Linked DNA regions of Homo sapiens: region 2 is linked to region 1. The links are chromatin contacts, found by Hi-C or POLR2A ChIA-PET in ENCODE. All regions are on one chromosome and are shown on one strand. The core of a region is the stretch at or near the end of the contact, and the rest is flanking DNA. Distances in the headings are between cores, read along the strand shown. Region 1 has its middle 72 kb from the start of GALR1. Region 2 has its middle 360 kb from the start of LINC01029.

Region 1 (6,153 bases), core at 1,553-4,052:
ATAGAATTTTTCCTGACAACTTATTTTTATAAAAATAATATTTGTTTATTAAAATAAGCCATTTTTGAAAAAAAATCTGCCGTTCCTAGGTACCTAAGACTTCCCAAAGGCATTCAGAGTAGATGTGTTCTTTTACGCTGTGTTGTGCTTTTCACTTCACTTCAAATGCACACGTTCAGTTATGGATACAGCCACATGTTTGACTGTTTGTGGGTGCTGTGGCAGTCCACTCTATTATCAGGACATAGGTTGTTGAAACATGCCATTTGCTTGGTTATTCGGGGAGATTCCCAAGTTCTTCCTCTTACACAATGTCACTGAAGTTATATTTGTCCAATTTCAAAGGGAGTTATTTCCTTGAGATTCATTCCCCAAAGTTGAATTTCAAATCAAGAAGCACTAGCAGCGCTATTTTTATTGGATATTGCCACATGCAAAGTATTTCAAAATAGTCCCCACAACCTTGGATTTTATCTTTTTAGTGCACTTGCACTGTGTGAGCGTGTATGGCACAGTAACAGGTTTTAATCTGCATTTTCTAATTTAGCTGCACTTCTCTTCAGTGGATGATTTTTTGTTTGTACTCACTTACATTGTCTGTGATATCGTGAAAGTCCTCTCGGCAGTTGGCAGTGTTGCTGAGAACACATGGAAACACTTCTGAAAGAATTTATTGGGAAAATATATTTCCAGTGCCCAGGATTTTGGAACAGAGATGCTCCTTCTCTGCTGCCAGAGACGATTTCAACTCCAGATTTGGAATTTCCATTTGAAGAGCCCATTCCTCCCACCTTCATCCAACCTGCCGAGGACACACCGGATGTCATTGCAGCAAGCCAGCTTGCTGTCACCATGCTGTTCGCACAGCTCCTAAGCCGTTCACCACCACCCCGTGTGACATGCTTCCCCGATGCCCTGGCACGTGCTCCCTTGGCAAGTGTTTATTGAGTACTCGCTACAGGAGGTGCTCTAAATGTGAACAAGAGAGATGTGGCTCCAACTCTATTAAGCTTCAGTTCCTGGGAGAGGGACTTATTAAGCCATTATTTGTACATTTAAAAATTTCCATGACCTCAGTGCAGAGGGGTCTGTGGCAAATAATGCTGTAGCATAGAATATTCACTTAATCAAGTTTAGATTTGACACAGCCTGTGGGGTGCCAATGGTCACTCTGAGTCCTTGTCTTCCCCTCGGCACTGCACACACCTTTCTTCCCGAAACACCTTCCTCACTTGGCTATGCGATGTCACATGCTCCTGGCATATGTCCTACAACACAGCTGTTCACTCCTCTTTCAACCCACTCAACACTGGAGCGCTCTGGGCTCGTTCTTCATCCCTCTGATTCGTCGACACTCAATTTGGATGACCCAAGATTCTAAATGCAATTTATTCCTGATTTGATGACACTCACAATTGTATCTCCAGTCCCAACTTTTCTGCTAAATTCCATGTTCACGTATTTCCACTCTCTACTTGATAATCTCCATTCGGATGTCCAAAAAGCACTTCCGATTTTAAAATGTCCAAAGAATAGCTTTGATTCCTCATTCCCCAGCCTCCATTCTACATAAATCAGTCCCATTTCAGTAGCTCAGATAAAAATCCTGAGAGTTATCTTGTGTTTCTCTTTTACTTCTACCTCTCACAGCCAATCCTGTTGACTCTAACTTCAAGTTACATCCCAAATAAACCGCTTTTCACGCCCAGATCACACCACTAAATCCATGCCACTATCATGTATCATTTGCCTAAAATAAAAGTTTCCTAACAGGGTTCTGCCCTTCCATGGTCTACCCTCTACACAGCAACTGGAGCAAACTTTCAAAATCTCCAACCTGAGTGTGCACTCGGAGTGAAATCCAGACTCCCCGTGACAGCCCTGCGGAGTGAGCCCTGACTCCCTGGGTGCAGATCCCATCGGCCTTCCTGCCACATCAGGACCAGGCCTGACCACGGGGCTTGCCTCTCCTGCTCCTTGGCGATGAGGGAAGTGCTGCATGGTTGCTTCGAGTCCGTCTGATCCAGCAAATCTGTACCTCTACATCTCTGAACGTTTGATCTCTTGTTGACCTAACAGGAAAAGCTGAATCTACACTCCCAGGCTGCAGTACTAAGGCTTGGCCCAAATTGCGTAAGTAGAGAGCTGATTTGAGCCAAACCTTAGTACTGCAGCCTGGGAGCACAGATTCAAGGTGCCCTGAACGTACACTCTCATTAGCAGCAGTAACAAGTGGATTTTTAAAGGGAAAGAAGAGGCAGTTTCTGAGTTGTTTACCAAGAATTTACCTTAAAATAACATAAGCTGTTGATTGGCTAGACATTGTTAAGCTTCAGAGTATGGATTAGAGTGTCCAGTGTCCAGTGCAGCATTATTCAGTTAATTTATAACTGCTCGCAGTGCAAGCAGTTTCAGGAGAACGCACAGCTCAAAGTCGGGGGAGCAGGACGCGATTACCAGCTTATTTTAATGCCTCTCTGGGCCTGATCATTTAAAAGGACTTGCGTCGCACAGATAAATGTTCTAGTCTTTCCTCACTCTTTTATTTGGAATAAACACAGCTGTTCACTTCTGATAACGGCTGTGTCATTTGTACAGGACTAACCCTTCTGCAGGTAACAACGATAAACTCAGAATGAAATACAGAAAACAACCATGGAAGGCACTGGAGAGAGATAAGGGACAGGCAGATGTGGGAGGTGAGTCACTCCCTGAAAAAAGGAGCTCCTCCTCCCCAGCACACGTGTGCGCGTGCACGTGCAGGGCAGCTAGGACTCAGGAGTCGACTGACCTTCAGACTCCAGAGGTCAGAGGATGGAGGGCAGGGCTGGCAGAGGTACCAGAAAGTGAGGGGGTGGATCTCTCAGAAGGAGGAAGCCGCAGAACACGGAACAGGAGCCAGAAAATTCTGTGTGTATGAATACACCATACATATGCATCTGTGTGTATACATATACCTACATGTATATCATGTATGCTTATGTGTGTATACATATATAAAGATATATATACACACATTAAATATATTTAGTATACTAAATATTGCTAAATATCAAATAATAATTATGTTTATGCTTTTAATAATTTAATACAATAAGTAGTTTAATACAATAATGTTTATTGTATTAAATTATTAATTATTGTATAAATTGTTAATACGATAAACATTATTGTGTTAAACATTAATCAATATATTAAATATATTAACTACTGGTTAATTTATCTGATATATTAAATATATTTATTATTGGTTAATTGATATATTTAATCTATTAACTACATTTGTTAATAATATATTTAGTACGCAAAATGTTTAATATAGTAAATATATTTACACACATAATAAACAAATGTATGTACTGTCTAAAATGCTGACAATAACATTTTTGTAAGGTTGTCTTTGAGATGGCTTTCACAGCAGTCTACAGAAGTGTGAAGTGTTTATGTGGAAGATTGCGTCCTGCCGTGCCAGGCTTTTCAAGCAGCCTTTAGTACAATCTTCTTCACAGGTTATTAATAGCTCCTTCAAGGACTGCCAAGGCTTAAATAATAGCAGGAAACACAAGCATGTGTCTCTAGGGGAATCATAGACTACGCAGCCACACTGAGAGAGGATCACAAGCACCAGCAATCCCAGCAGAAGAACAGGTGCCCTCAGCCACATCAGGATTTCAAAACAGTCACGGGACAATTATCAGCACACTTATTGGCCTCCAGGCTGTACACATTCACAAGTGTCCATGTTTGTTGCTACTGTTTGTAGTGTCTCAAGTCAGGGTGGCACATATATCAATCTCATATTGACCAGAATCTTTGTGCAGCAGTGTTCCATGGTGCATGGGCAGCAACATGCTCCAAAGAGTGAGTTTAGTATTTTACTTTATATTAGCTATATTTGGGGTGGTGAGTTGGACCAGCCAGAAAAAAGCGTCTTGTAAGAGGGATACCACATTGCCACCTTCCCAGAAATTCCCAATCCTGATATGCTTTGGAAGTTTAAATTTTTTTTAATTGAATACTCTGCTCATGTTATCAAACCAAACCGGGGTCAGCTCTCCCATGCAGTTAGACCAGATGTCCACACTAAGGCTTGCAGTGGAGAAAGGGAGGTGTTTATTTGCAGGGCGCCGAGCACGGGGGACCATGAGGCTAGTGCTTAAGTTCTGACCCTCCAATACCTTGCAGGAAAGGGTTTTTTAAAGGCAAAGGTAAAATTCAGAAAAGCAGAAATTACAGGGAAAATAGTAAATCAACATATGAAGGTTACACACTGGTTTTGGTCTAAAAGGGTGAATTATCTTGAGGCGGGGGCTTACAGGTCATAGGTGGATTCAAAGATTTTCTGATTTGCAACTGGTTAAAGAAGAGAAAATCTGTTTAAAAGCTGGGGTCAGCAGAAAGGAACCTTAGCTCTGGCTCACCAGGGGGACCTCCTCTAGACCCCTCAGGAGGAAATTTAGAACAAAGAGCAGTGGTCCGAGTTCAGTCTCAGCTTCCCTTTATCCGAGGTCTATGTGCCAGTAGATCTGTTTGGTGGGGGGCCAGGCTCCCCCAAAACAACTCAGGGACATATATGAGGATGTTATCTTTAGCTTCCCGCGACTCGAGCTTCCTTGGCAATTGTTTTAAGCTACTATTACCTTCTTGCTTATAACATTGCTTATTTACTTCTCAGGAAAGAACTCAAGGTTTTCCTGTATTTCCATGTGCAGAGGGACCCGCAGGCCCTTAAGAAGGGCCTGCTGCATCTCGTTCATAAGCACACGTATATTCCTACTCTTCTCTTTTATCCCATACTGAGAAATGAAATTCCTTAGGTGATTAAGTGACAAACATATATTTAAGTAAACACATTTTTCGTAAAATTTCACTGCTGAAACAGAGAAGGAGGAAGAGGAGGAGGAGGAGGAGGAGAAATAGGAGAGGTGAATAAATGTAAATCCTAATCCTTTGTTTTACTTCTTTATCTTTTCTAAAGGGTTACGAACCTGCATGAATAGAAAACGTGGTCTTGCCTTTACTGCTAAGGCTGCCAGGTCCCTCAAAATGAGGAGAAACCAACATTTCCCCCCAAAAAAAAACCCTGAGCCACAGAGGAAAAACCTTCAGTCGTGACAAAAATAGAAAAAAAAAAAAAAAAAAGCACAGAAAATTAAAATACTCTAAAAATCTACTGGGGACAAGTGGATTTTTACTCATAAATGGATTTTTACTGAGTATCTCTGGGTTACTATCTTACTGTCCACAAAATAGACCTAGTATGCTACAACATGCATAACTCTGAGGAGTGTCCCACATATTCACACAAAGCAACTGTGAAAACTGAAAATGGCAAAAAGAACTGGTAAAATATATTAGAATTTCAAAATTATGCAAACTACCGTACCCAAGAGGGTTTGACCAGAGTTTGTATTTTAATTTAGTTTCTATTCATAATGTAATCATGTAGGTATATGCCTTACGAGCATGAGGAAGAAGTTCTTAAATGAAAGAGGGTATAATAATAAAAATATACTCAACAGAGGCTGCTGGCAAATTAAAAAAAGAAAACTAATAACGTGGTGTGCTACAGGGAAGGCAATTTAGTTACAGCCCAGTTGCAGCTCACTGTCTTGGTAGAAACCAGGCCTTTCTTTTTGTCTTGAACCATCAAATAATGATTACATGTTATTAGATCAAAATTAAATGTTAAAGTGCATTTGTCAAAAAATGAATAACACAATAAGGCAATATTTAGGGCACCTTTCTTCTAAGAATTTTAGTTTTATTCCAGTAAATGAACCATAAAGCCCTTCAATGTCAAAGCTGGAAAGAAACTTAGAAATAACCTTATTTTTCCAGTAAACTGAAGCTCCACACGGTGAGCTGGGGGCTCAGAGAGGCTTTCCTTCCACATTCTTCTCAGTATTTCAGCTAGGTTCCCAGCAAGGACCCACTGAAAGCACTGAAAAGAGAGTGCTTTTCCTAAATCCTCTCTGATGGGAACAGAGTCCTTGGTCTCAGCCTCATCTAGATCTTCCCAGGAAGGTCATCCTATGGCAACAGCTGTTGTCTATTATGAGGATTCAAACACAGAAATCACTTAAAGACCTATCCATCCATACCACAGACACACAAATTACTAAAGGAAAAAAAATCCTATTAAATTCAACC
Region 2 (6,637 bases), core at 3,054-5,553, 310 kb before region 1:
TCTTAATCCTGAGTTCTAATTTGATTGCACTGTGGTCTGAGAGACAGTTTGTTGTGATTTCTGTTCTTTTACATTTGCTGAGGAGTGCTTTACTTCCAACTATGTGGTCAATTTTGGAATAAGTGTGGTGTGGTGCTGAGAATAATGTATATTCTGTTGATTTGGGGTGGAGAGTTCTGTAGATGTCTATTAGGTCCACTTGGTGCAGAGCTGAGTTCAAGCCCTGGATATCCTTGTTAACCTTCTGTCTTGTTGATCTTTCTAATATTGACAGTGGGGTGTTATAGTCTCCCATTATTATTGTGTGAGAGTCTAAGTATCTTTGTAGGTCTGTAAGGACTTACTTTATGAATCTGGGTGCTCCTGTATTGGGTGCATATATATTTAGGATAGTTAGTTCTTCTTGTCGATTTGATCCCTTTACCATTCTGTAATGGCCTTCTTTGTCTCTTTTGATCTTTGTTGGTTTAAAGTCTGTTTTGTTAGAGACTAGGATTGCCACCCTGCTTTTTTTTGCTTTCGATTTGCTTGGTAGATCTTCCACCATCCCTTTATTTTGAGCCTATGTGTGTCTCTGAATATGAGATGGGTCTCCTGAATACAGCACCCTGATGGGTCTTCACTCTTTATCCAATTTGCCAGTCTGTGTGTTTTAATTGGGCCATTTAGCCCATTTACATTTAAGGTTAATATTGTTATGTGTGAATTTGATCCTGTCATTGTGATGTTAGCTGGTTATTTTGCCCGTTAGTTGATGCAGTTTTTTCCTAGCATTGCCAGTCTTTACAATTTGGCATGTTTTTGCAGTGGCTGGTACTGGTTGTTCCTTTCCATGTTTAGTTCTTCCTTCAGGAGCTCTTGTAAGGCAGGCCTGGTGGTGACAAAATCTCTCAGCATTTGCTTGTCTGTAAAGGATTTTATTTCCTTTTCATTTATGAAGCTTAGTTTGGCTGGATATGAAATTCTGGATTGAAAAATCTTTTCTTTATGAATGTTGAGTATTGACCCCCACTCTTTTCTGGCTTGTAGAGTTTCTGCTGAGAAATCTGCTGTTAGTCTGATGGGCATCCCTTTGTGGGTAACCCAACCTTTCTCTCTGGCTGCATTTAACATTTTTCCCTTCCTTTCAACCTTGCTGAATCTGATAATTATGTGTTTTGGGGTTGCTCTTCTCGAGGAGTATCTTTGTGGTGTTCTCTGTATTTCCTGAATTTGAATGTTGGCCTGCCTTGCTAGATTGGGGAAGTTCTCCTGGATAATATCCTGAGGAGTGTTTTCTAACTTGGTTCCATTCTCCCTGTCACTTTCAAGTATACCAATCAAATGTAGATTTGGTCTTTTCTCATAGTCCCATATTTCTTGGAGGCTTTGTTTGTTTCTTTTTACTCTTTTTTCTCTAAACTTCTCTTCTCACTTTATTTCATTAATTTGATCTTCAATCACTGATACCCTTTCTTCCACTTGATCGGATTGGCTATTGAAGCTTGTGCATGCATAACGTAGTTCTCGTGCCATGTTTTTCAGCTCCATTTGGTCATTTAAGGTCTTCTCTACACTGTTTATTCTAGTTAGCCATTCGTCTAATCTTTTTTCAAGGTTTTTAGCTTCCTTGCCATGGGTTCAAACTTCCTCCTTTAGCTAGGAGAAGTCTGTCATTACCGACCTTCTGAAGCCTACTTCTGTCAACTTGTCAAAGTCATTCTCTCTCCAGCTTTGTTCCGTTGCTGGTGAGGAGCTGCGATCCTTTGGAGGAGAAGAGGTGCTCTGGTTTTTGGAATTTTTCAGCTTTTCTGCTCTGGTTTCTCTCCCTCTTTGTGGTTTTATTTACCTTTGGTCTTTGATGTTGGTGACTTACAGATGGGATTTTGGTGTGGATGTCCTTTTTGTTGATGTTGATGCTATTCCTCTCTGTTTGTTAGTTTTCCTCTAACAGTCAGGTCCCTCATCTTCAGGTCTATTGGATTTTGATGGAGGTCCACTCCAGACCCTGTTTGCCTGAGTATCACCAGCAGAGACTGCAGAACAGCAAATATTGCTGCCTGATCCTTCCGCTGGAAGCTTTGTCCCAGAGGGGCACTCAGCTGTATGAGGTGTCAAGTCGGCCCCTACTGGGAGATGCCTCCCAGTTAGGCTACACAGGGGGTCAGGGACCCACTTGAGGAGGTGGTCTGTCTGTTCTCAGATTTCAAACACCATGCTTGGAGAACCACTGCTTTCTTCAGAGCTGTCAGAAAGGGACGTTTATGTCTGTAAAGGTTTCTGCTGCCTTTTGTTCAGCTATGACCTGCCCCCAGTGGTGGAGTCTACAGAGGCAGGCAGGCCTTGTTGAGCTGTGGTGGGCTCCACCTGGTTCCACCCTCTTTGTTTACCTACTCAAGCCTCAGCAATGGCAGATGTCCCTCCCCAAGCCAGGCAGCCACCTCGCAGTTCGATCTCAGAGTGCTGCACTAGCAGTGAGCAAGGCTCCATGGGTGTGAGACCTGTGGAGCCATGCGTGGGATATAATCTCCTGGTGTGCCATTTGCTAAGACCATTGGAAAAGCACAGTATTTGGGCAGGAGTGTACTATTCCTCCAGGTACAGTCTGTCACAGCTTTCCTTGGCTAGGAAAGGGAAATCCCCCGACCCCTTGTGCTTCCCAGGTGAAGCAATGCCCTGCCCTGCTTCAGCTTACCCTCTGTGGGCTGCACCCACTGTTCAACCAGTCCCAGTGAGATGAACCAGGTACCTCAGTTGGAAATGCAGAAATAACTCGTCTTCTGCGTCGATCAGGCTGGAAGCTGCAGACCGGAGCTATTCCTATTCGGCCATTTTGGAATGGATTCCCAAAAAGTTGCTTTGAAAAAAAAGTAACCCACATGACACACGAGTGTGAGGCTTCAGTATTCACACACTCACAGGGGGAGGGTGCATGCTGTGTCATTTTGCCTTATCAGCCTGTTTTCCTTTTTCCCCGGGTGACTTGTAATAGGTAGATGGATTGTTTCTTGGACTGAGTCTGTGTCATGGTTTTGCAGCCCTTCAACTTTGCTTATGACATACCTGCCACCACAGTGAGTTTCTCAATGATCCAACTCTGCCCTACAAAACCTTTCCATTCCTTAAGAAATATCCTTAATGCAATTTTTCTATGGAGACTTTCCTGACCACTCCCCACACAGCATTCCTTTCCACCTTGTGTATAATTTTCCTATTCTTTGAGCTCTGTATGCAGTACCTTACTTTGATTGTTTTGTGACTATCTATAAACTCCTCTCCTCATTAAACTACAGATCTCTTGAGGGCAGAAACTCCAATGGATTCATCTTCTTAATGCCTTTATTCCTTAACACAAATCCTGGGACATGGCACACAACAATACACATGTGGTGAATTGATTGTAATATTTAGTGCAAAAACATCAATGTGCCAACCCACTTATCAAATCCATAGGTTGCCAGATCCTGTAGGTGATGAAAGTCCTCTGCATACACAAAACTCAAAATCCTGCTAGATTTACACTGACATAAAATTGATAAGACAAATATAATAATAACAATAAAAGTGTCCAGTTTTAGATAACAGTCTAAATTTCATCAACCCCACATGATTTGTTTTCAGTGCTAACTAACCAAATGAGTAAATATTCTTTGTAAACAACGTCGATATTCTATTTATTGTGTCCATAAAAGACAGGAAAAAAGAGCGTGAGGATTAGGAAATTGTTTTGGCTTTCATCGTGTCATTTCTTTTTGTGAAATCAACCTCTGCATAAGAAAATTACTTACCAGCTTTGAGGCAGCTTGCATTTGCAAACACAGTACAGGCTTTCAATGGGCAATCGACATGGCAGCAGTGAACAGAAAATCAGAGACCCTGGCAGGACTGAAATGGACACATGTGGCCACGCCACACTGCCAGGACCAACACTGCTGGTGCACAGTGCTGTAATAATGGGGACATGGCCGGAATTCACCCTGAGTGAGGCCTCTCCACACTATTTACTACCAACCAACATAAGAAAACTCCGTGCTTTCCATCCAGAAGCTACACCCACTGGGAAACATTTTTTTAGATATAATTGATATTCAACTTTGAAACTGCTCTGAAAAATACAAGAAGGTAAAATTGTCCAAATGTACATCACGCTGTGTGATTCACACTGAGTGTTTCTCTTAAAGAGAACTGAAAACTGTTCCCGGAATTTCTGCCAAATTTCTCTGAGCTCTTCACAGCAGCAGCTCCGTCAAGCTGGCTTGATTCAAACCAAGCGTTTGCCAGGGAAGCTCTTTCACATGTGGGAGTAGCTGAGGCCCTGATATGATTACATCCCTGAACATCGCTGGTTAGCAACTCGCAGAGGAAAAGAGCATGGTGTGTTTGAGACTCAGGCTGTGCGAGCGCCTGCCCTCGGGAGCTCATCCAAGCCCCTGTGGAAAGTCAGGGTGGGGCTTGGTCTCCTGCTCTCCTTCCTGGTGTCTTTGTGGGATTAAATTCCCCCTTCTGCAGATTTCTCGGGGTTATCTCCCGCCCTCCTACCTCCTCTTTCAATATGCTAGCAACTTTTAAAATATGCATATATTCCTTGTGCAGGTACATCAGACTTGCTCATATGTGTCAAGTTTTGTACAAACAGGAACTGAGAACAAAATAATACCAGTTCTGAGAGGTTGTCTCTGACAACACAGTAAAATGTTCCCAAATTTAAAAAAATCTTATCACAGGATTGGACAATTGCATGTTTTATCAGTGAAGGAAGATTAAACCATGAATGCTAATTGTACTTACATATCCCATGCATACCACTTATTCATCATAGGAATGTGGAATCGAAAATGAATGGTTCATTGCAGAATTTTTACATAGGCATTCTGCATCTCATGGTCTCTGAGGATGCTATGAAGTAATATAGGATACGGATTTAAAATGGGAATCCATGGATTTACTATATATATTACCTGTATTGACTGTTAGTGTTAGAAAGGGTTTCAAGAGTTTTGAGCGGTATGCATACTTTACAAAATCCTGTGTTTAATAAAGTGAATTGGTAGCATTCTAGCATGGAAATTACCAACCTGGGTTTTGTGATAAGAAAGATGTATCTCTAATTTCAGCTCTGACACGAGCCGTGGATGTGGTTCCTAAATGTTGTAGCCCTCATTCGCCCCACTAGTGAAATAGGGAAGATGGTTTCTGCTCCTCACAAGGAGTCACTTAGGTAACAATAGTGGTTAGCAGCAAGCACTCCCGCGGTACTGGCATTGAGGAGGCTCTCCTGATTCTTGTGACAGCTCAGCGGCAGCAGCTGGAATGGCAGAAGCATCAGTAACATTCCAGGAGCTGTTATTGTTCTGCATTTTACACAGCATCTGAGCTTCTTTCATCCCCCCTGTATTATGTAGCCCTTTTTCTTTCTGAAAGCTATTTTTGTAGTGGAAAACAAAACAACGAGTCAAGGGAAGTAAATACAGACCCATGTCCATCATCTCATCACCTCTCTATAAGCAGAAGAAAAGAAACTTCCTCCTCACAGCAAAAGTGAGATTAGCTAAACACAGGAAGTGTTCCATGACCCAGAAGGTTGTTTTCCAGAAGGAACTGTAGGCAGGGGCTGTGGAGACCTTGGATCTCCCCACCCACTTAAGGAATGATATTCACATACGGCAAGTTGGGCTGGGCTCAATTCCATTCTCTCACCCACTCTTGCATCAGGGATGAGCCTGGTGGCTGGAGCCCCCCTCCACTCTTGAAGGGGAGACGCAAAGAGAAGGTCAAATGGGAACGCTCAGTGGCCCTGGGGGATCAAATCTTTCTAGTGAGCTGGGGATAGCTGTGAGTCTCCTCATGACCCACAGGCCAGATGCAAAGAGCTGTTTCTTTTGGCCTTGACTTAAAATATTTCCCCCCACGCCAACTGCCAATGGAGCCCAAAGGTGTGCCTTAGAACTGCTCAGGAGTAACTGAGTGTGGCCGATGGCAGACGGTGGTGGGGAGAAGCAGGAGGAAGTGACCAGAACTTCCATGAGGGGAGAAACAGAGAAGGAAGCTCTAGGTCTTGATATGCTCTGGCTGTGTCTCCACCCAAATCTCATCTTGAATTGTAATCTGAACTATAATCCCCATGTGTTGGAGGAGGGACCTGGTGGGAGGTGACTGGATCATGGGGGCAGTTACCCCCATGCTGCTCTTATGATAGTGAGTGAGTTCTCATGAGATCTGATGGTTTTATAAGGGGCTTTTCCCCCTTTGCTTCTCTTTCTCTCTTTCACTCTCCTCTCTCTCTCTCTCCCCCTCTCTCTCTCCTTCTCACCTGCTGCCATGTAAGACATGCCTCTTCCCCTCTGCCATGATTGTAAGTTTCCTGAGGCCTCCCCAGCCATGTAGAATTGTGAGTCAATTAAATCTCTTTTCTTTATAAAGTACACAGTCTCTGGCAGTTCTTTATAGCAGTGTGAGAACAGACAAACAAACACAGGTTTTGAGTCCTATCATCAGATGGACCAGCCCTTCCTGGCTCCTGCTGCATCTGTCCAAGGCCTTCTCAAGTTCTGCAGGCCATCCTGATGGGGAGGTTGGATGAGGAAATGAGGGTGTGCAGCAGTTACCCCTGTGACTGCATCCCGACAAAAATCAAGATGATACTGGCAGAGCACACAAG

What was found. A loop is a pair of places that touch in the nucleus more often than their neighbours do. ChIA-PET counts read pairs that join two places held with the same protein, here RNA polymerase II (POLR2A).
Region 2: a map of dorsolateral prefrontal cortex shows a loop between it and region 1 (5-fold over the local background). The contact joins two enhancer-like sites. A Hi-C loop is called at or near these places in 1 of 168 maps with a recorded cell type or tissue (dorsolateral prefrontal cortex). POLR2A ChIA-PET finds 5 or more read pairs at or near these places in 1 of 52 experiments (activated CD4-positive, alpha-beta T cell).

The regions. Positions count from the first base shown.
Region 1 is chr18:77,318,585-77,324,737 of GRCh38, reverse strand. No RefSeq gene overlaps it. Among named protein-coding and RNA genes, the nearest start is that of GALR1, 72 kb to the right of the region's middle. Within about 2 kb of position 2,802, at least 2 of the 41 ENCODE cell types and tissues checked have a DNase peak (open chromatin) inside an H3K27ac peak, as active enhancers do.
Region 2 is chr18:77,633,302-77,639,938 of GRCh38, reverse strand. It overlaps the pseudogene LOC100421527. Among named protein-coding and RNA genes, the nearest start is that of LINC01029, 360 kb to the left of the region's middle. Within about 2 kb of position 4,303, at least 4 of the 41 ENCODE cell types and tissues checked have a DNase peak (open chromatin) inside an H3K27ac peak, as active enhancers do.